Regions from separate parts of the Homo sapiens genome. Here region 2 is linked to region 1. Evidence: chromatin loops called from intact Hi-C (ENCODE). Cell type or tissue: right lobe of liver. All regions are shown on one strand. Links, peaks and the distances in the headings refer to the core of each region. The heading gives the core; the rest is flanking DNA.

Region 1 (2,934 bases), core at 112-2,611:
CAATAGCTTAAATTTTGGTGCAAAATCGTAGAAATCACTCCATTCGATGACTGTCTTTAATATGGCTAGATTCTAATTTTTTAATAGGTGTTTTAATCAACAATCTTGTTTCATTGCAAAGTGATTTTAACACTGAAGCCACTATTTATATGAAAATACTTTAGCAATGAATTATACATTTTAGTATATGTATATATATCAAATGTCCATAATCTTTTAATACATATATAAGCATATGTAATACGGATGTGTGTTTGTGTGTGTGTGTGTGAGTGCTTACACACAGAAAGAGCATGTCACTGACTTTTTATTGTTAGAAAAGCAAGTCTAAAACATAAAATTTGGTTACACTTTAGAGTGAAACAGACTTAGGTTCAAACCCCATCACCACCATTACTGGCACTAGACCTTGGTCAAGGGCTTCCTTCTTCTCTACTGTCAAACAGAATGAGAATTACTTCACAGGCCTATTGTAAGGATTAATCACAAGAACGTAAAGTCCAAGCATTGCACCTGATACATGACAGGCACTCCACTTCAGAAAGAGTAAAAATGTTCCTTAAAGCAAGTCCAGTGCTTTGCCTGGATTAGGTAAAATTGAGAATAATGGGGATATTTTCCTAGTAGGTATGCTGAAACATATATCTAGTCGGTCGCCTAGCACAACACATAAATATATAAATCAATAAAGCTTTCAAAAAATACATCGTTTGGGTTTAGAGCAAAGGAAATGACAATTCTTCCTGTTGAATGGTCTTTCACTCATTGTTAAGGTTGATCACTTAATCTTGGAAAATCCAGAAAATTCAACAGCTAAAACTCTCACCTACACCCTAATGCAGTCATCTGGGGTCTGTGTGGCTCTTTGTGTTACTCTGCAATCTGTTCCACCTGCATCTTAATAGGTGGTCAAGTCATAGCTGAGTCCCAAAACTTCACTTTGGAATGTTCTGGCCTTTTAGGCTCAAAAAGAAAGTGTTTAGATTTAATGGTTTTATGGCCCATCAAATCCAGTGTGGTAGCCTCTAATTGCATCCAGGGGCTGGAATTTCTTTTAAAACTTTTTTTTTTTTTGACAGTTTAATAAGAATTTGCTAATATGCTGAACATTCCTGGAACGCATTAGGTAGGTTTTAATTTTTCTTGATATGAGGTCCCAGCACTCCCTCATGTGGCACTTGCCCACATAACAAGTCAGAAGCAAAAGGATAAATGAATATTTAATCCTTCTTTTCTCTTTCTTTTTGATTTCTCATGTTTAAAGGGAGAAAAAAAATCTCAAGTAGCTCCATGAAAGATGAAGGAAAATTTTATTATAGCTACTGTGCATAAAACCTGAGAGGTTTCCATGGCAATGTTCTTAAAGCACCAAATGGTATAGTAAGCATTTTATTAATTGGATATTTGAGAAGTCAGAGATGTTCTACTTATCCTGGAAGACTAAAATTTAGCCTAATGATACCACCTATTTTATATGTGTTAGCATTTATGTTTATTATTGCTATTTCCTTCCATATGTTAAATATTCATAGAAATAATTTTGTATCCTTCTTTAAAGAATATAAAGAAAAAAATTCAAAAAAATAAATAAAAATGATCTGCTAGAGTTTCAAACGGATGTGCCATTATAAGTAGAGGCACTTATAAAACAGCTTAAATATTATAAGATTTACAACTATTAAAATGTTGATTAAGTAATCCATTGAATCAAATTTTTTATTCGTAACACAGTGCATGAAAAACTGCCCTCCATTCAGTATTTTTCAGTTATTTTTTTCCACTTTAAAAGACTTCTTAGAATTTTATCTTTTGTTTGATTGTAATTCATGACCCATTGTTTATGCTCCCAAATTTTGCAAAAAGCGAATGATTTCCCAATTAATTTCACTTCTGTGGCTTATTTTATCTTCTCAAAGTTAAAAAGATAAAACAATAAAACATAGGATGTTTGCAATAAATATTTTAAGATGATAGCATAGTGCTTGCCTTAGGATTCTTGCTACAGTTAATGACGTTTGGAAATACCAGTAACAGAGCAGGATATTATAGGTAGCACTGCCTAAGTGATTAATAATCTGAGCAAAGCATTAACCTCTCTAAGCCTCGATTTCCACACCCACAGGAGTTGGAGAAAGTTTCTCAGGGTTTTGCACTCACATATTTTAAGATGGTGGTAAAGATAGATGAATAAATAATAAAGTCAAATTGCGTGGCACATACTAATTGCTGTATAAATGCTGGTGATCATCATTTTTCACAAGACTTTGAAGTATCACTTTCTGAGTTTATGCAACATTTATTAAAGACGTTTGTGTTTTTAGCAATAGTCAGAGATAGTTACATATCTTGTTCCTCTCCTATAGACCAAGAATGTACTTTGAAAAATGGAAATTAAAAGCATTCAAATGCTCACTGCCTCATCTAAACCCTCCAAGGCTGACATAGTGCAGTCGAAAGAAGTGGGCTGACATAAAGTGCGTCTAAACCCTCCAGGGCTGACATAAAGTGTAGATTTCAGTAGAGTAAGAAAAGGTAGCTCTATACTTTGAATTGTTTCTTTTTGCATTTGATAAAATTTTAAATGGGATCAAAATCATTTATTTATATACTGAAAAAAATTGCAAAGATCATCCACTTCTATGCCAGTTTTCTGGGTTTTTGTTTTTGGAGATTTTTGTTGTGAAAGTTTTTTCTTTTTTTTTTTTTTGTCTTTCCAGCAGAACTATTTAAAGAACTTTTCTTTTGAACACCAAAATGCAACACAAGTAGCTCATGCTCAGTATCACACCTAAGTTCTGTAAGATCCCTGGAAACAACCCCAGCCTCCTTGGGACGTGGCATTCAATCCACTGGTCTTGCTCAAGTAGCTCACTTTATCAATGAAGAAACATAATCCTAGAAAGTGAAAATGACCTGCCACAGAAATAAAACTAG
Region 2 (2,934 bases), core at 151-2,650, 52 kb before region 1:
AAAAGAGTTCAAAGCCAATCAAATAATTCTGGATAAATTGTTAACAGACCTGGAATAAGAATAGCCAAGAAAAATTTAGCTAAAATAAGATTTCGGGGGAAAATCTGTGGATTTCATTTAGATTGTGTTTACATGACAACAAAGTATTGGGTTAACTCAGTGGAAAGTAGGCAAACTGTTTATGCAGTTATGTAGACAAAACAGTTGCATCAGTGATTACCTTTTCAAGTTGTGGATTCTGGCTTTCTTATACACTGCCCTGCCCATAATGATGAATTTATAATAACTGCATAAACTAAATTTTTGGTAGATTAGCATTTTACTAATTTCTGAGTCTTCCAATATTTTTTGTGGTTTTGTGCAGTTTGTTGTTTGTGGTGCTTTTCTATTTATTTATTTATTTTGTCATATATGTGGCTGGGAATCTTGGAAACAGTGAATGTTAGCTTTATTAAGTCAAATAATTGAAGAATTTTTAAAAAGATTTTCTTCCTGACTACTTTTGTGGTGTATTAAAACCAAAATATTACTACTTAAAACAGGGATGTTCACACTATGACACATATTATATAAAATTACTATTATTCAGAAATTCTTAAAAAAAGACTTGAGAAATATTGCTCTTTAGTACTTCAACTAGATAGTATGGTTATAGTATCAAATAATATTTAAACCAAAATTCAAACCAACCCCTCTGTTAGGTATTGATATGGTTTGACCATGTCCCCACCCAAATCTCATCTTGAATTCCCACATGTTGTGGGAGGGACCCAGTGGGGGGTAATTGAATCATGGGGGTGGGTCTTTCCCATGCTGTTCTCATGATAGCAAGTAAGTCTCATGACATCTGATGGTATTATAAGGGGGAGTTTCCCTGCCCAATCTCCCTCTTTGCCAGTGCCATCCACGTAAGATGTGACTTGCTCCTCCTTGCCTTCTGCCATGAGTGTGAGGCTTCCCCAGCCACATGGAACTATAAGTCCAATTAAACCTCTCTCTTTTGTAAATTGCGAAGTCTCAGGTATGTCTTTATCAGCAGCGTGAAAATGGACTAATACAGGTATATACCCAAAAAAAAGGAAACCAGCACATCGAAAAGACAGCTGCACTCCCAGGTTTGTTGCCGCACTGTTCACAATAGCCAAGATTTGGAAGCAACCAAAGTGTCCATCAGCAGATGAATGGATAAAGAAAATGTGGTACATATATACAATGGAGTACTATGCAACTGTAAAAACAATGAGATCCTGTCATTTGCAACAGCATGGATAGGACCGGAGGATCATTATGTTAAGTTTAATAGCCAGGCACAGAAAGATGAGCATTACATGTTCTCATGTATTTGTGGGATGTAAAAATGAAAACAATTGAACTCATGGACATAGAGAGTAGAATTTTGTGTAACACAGAGGCTGGGAGGGGTAGTAGGGGATTCAAGGGGAGGTGGGAATGTTTAATGGATCCCAAAAGAGTAGAAAAAATGAATAAGACCTAGTATTTGATAGCATAAAAGGATGACTATAGTCAATAATAACTTAATTGCACATTTTAAAATAACTAAAAGAGGGTCATTGGATTGTTTTTAACAACAAGGATAAATGCTTGAGGAGATTAAAAAATAAAACAAAATTCAAACCAAAACTATATTTTTGTATATGGGATAGCTATTGTCTACTATTATTCAGAATATTTTTTAAAAACTGAGTGGTTTGCACATTAATAATAAAACTAAATAACATAGTATTAAAAATAAAGAAAAATCAGAGCCAAAATATGTTATTGGCTTGGGCAATGCTATTTGTTCATATGATAAAGAAGCCTGTGTTCTTATGTCAAGGAGATGCCCACATTTCTTGAGAAAGACTTCTTATTGGTGCCATTTTGCTGTTTAGGATACAGGGTTTCATTCACTCTGCTGGAAATATTTCATTATATCTAAAAGTTTTGTTCATTCTTTCCAGATTTCCAAGATATAAGTCATTACATTACATGCCAAATATTTTTATTACTATTCTTTTCATAATAGCTTACACGTGCATTATTTTTACTGTTTGAAAGCATCACTACTTGTCATTACGTCTTACTGATTAGCTATATTACTATTCCACCTAAAGGATGAAATCTAACATTCAAGATTATTTTCTCAAGATTTGTCAAGTTTGACTTGAGATTTCTCAAGTTTGTCCACTCAACAGCTGGGCTGTGCCATGAACTCTAAACTTTAGACAAAATTATTGTGCTTTTCTAGGTTATCCTTACCAAAAAGGTAACAGTAAACTGAATGGAAAGATTAATAAGAAAAACAAACCAAAAATAATTCCATAAAGCAGCTTTAGATCAATATAGCATTACCCAAATAATTTTAAAATTTTATTATATTTGTTATTGCAATTAATTTACATGCTATATAGAATAACTTATAAATTGTATTACATTTATCATTGCAGTTTATCTGTCTACCATAAGGGTAAGAGCTACTATAAAATTGTATTTTTTTAAACTGGAAAGCTACATCAAAAAGACTTTATATGACTTCGCCAGGATAATCACATAGCAGGGTTGGTCAACTTAAACTAGTCTTGAGTCTATTAGATTACGTTTCCCCAGTGCTCAATTTTATTCATAACATCTAGATCTGTGCTATTCAATACACACCCACTAGGCACATATGACTACTTAAATTTAAATTAATTAAAATTAAATAAAATGAAGCATTGAAACTAGACACATTTCAAGCACCCAATAGCCACATGTGGCTGATGGCTACTATATTGGAAGTGCGGGTAACATTTTCATCATCACAGCACATTCACCAGATAGCACTGGTCTGGATAACAAAAACCTCTAAGGAAGTTTGTTGTCAAAGAAAAAATGTTCAATAATTTATAATATAATAACCATTGCTATTAATGTCATTATAATGTGTTTGGTAAG

What was found. A loop is a pair of places that touch in the nucleus more often than their neighbours do. Peaks named below come from ENCODE experiments on the same cell type or tissue, not always from the same donor. Only the 100,000 strongest peaks of a DNase experiment are listed, where the experiment ranks them.
Region 2: a loop joins it to region 1, with 3 times the contacts of the local background. A loop is called at or near these places in 2 of 110 quality-filtered maps.

Annotation. Positions count from the first base shown.
Region 1 is chr20:7,925,803-7,928,736 of GRCh38, forward strand. All of the region lies in intron 2 of HAO1 (hydroxyacid oxidase 1), which reads right to left. Among named protein-coding and RNA genes, the nearest start is that of HAO1, 13 kb to the right of the region's middle. In right lobe of liver, for the core only: a CTCF peak has its summit at 1,162; no DNase peak of the experiment used is centred there; H3K27ac peaks cover 631 bases.
Region 2 is chr20:7,873,500-7,876,433 of GRCh38, forward strand. No RefSeq gene overlaps it. Among named protein-coding and RNA genes, the nearest start is that of HAO1, 65 kb to the right of the region's middle. In right lobe of liver, for the core only: no CTCF peak of the experiment used is centred there; no DNase peak of the experiment used is centred there.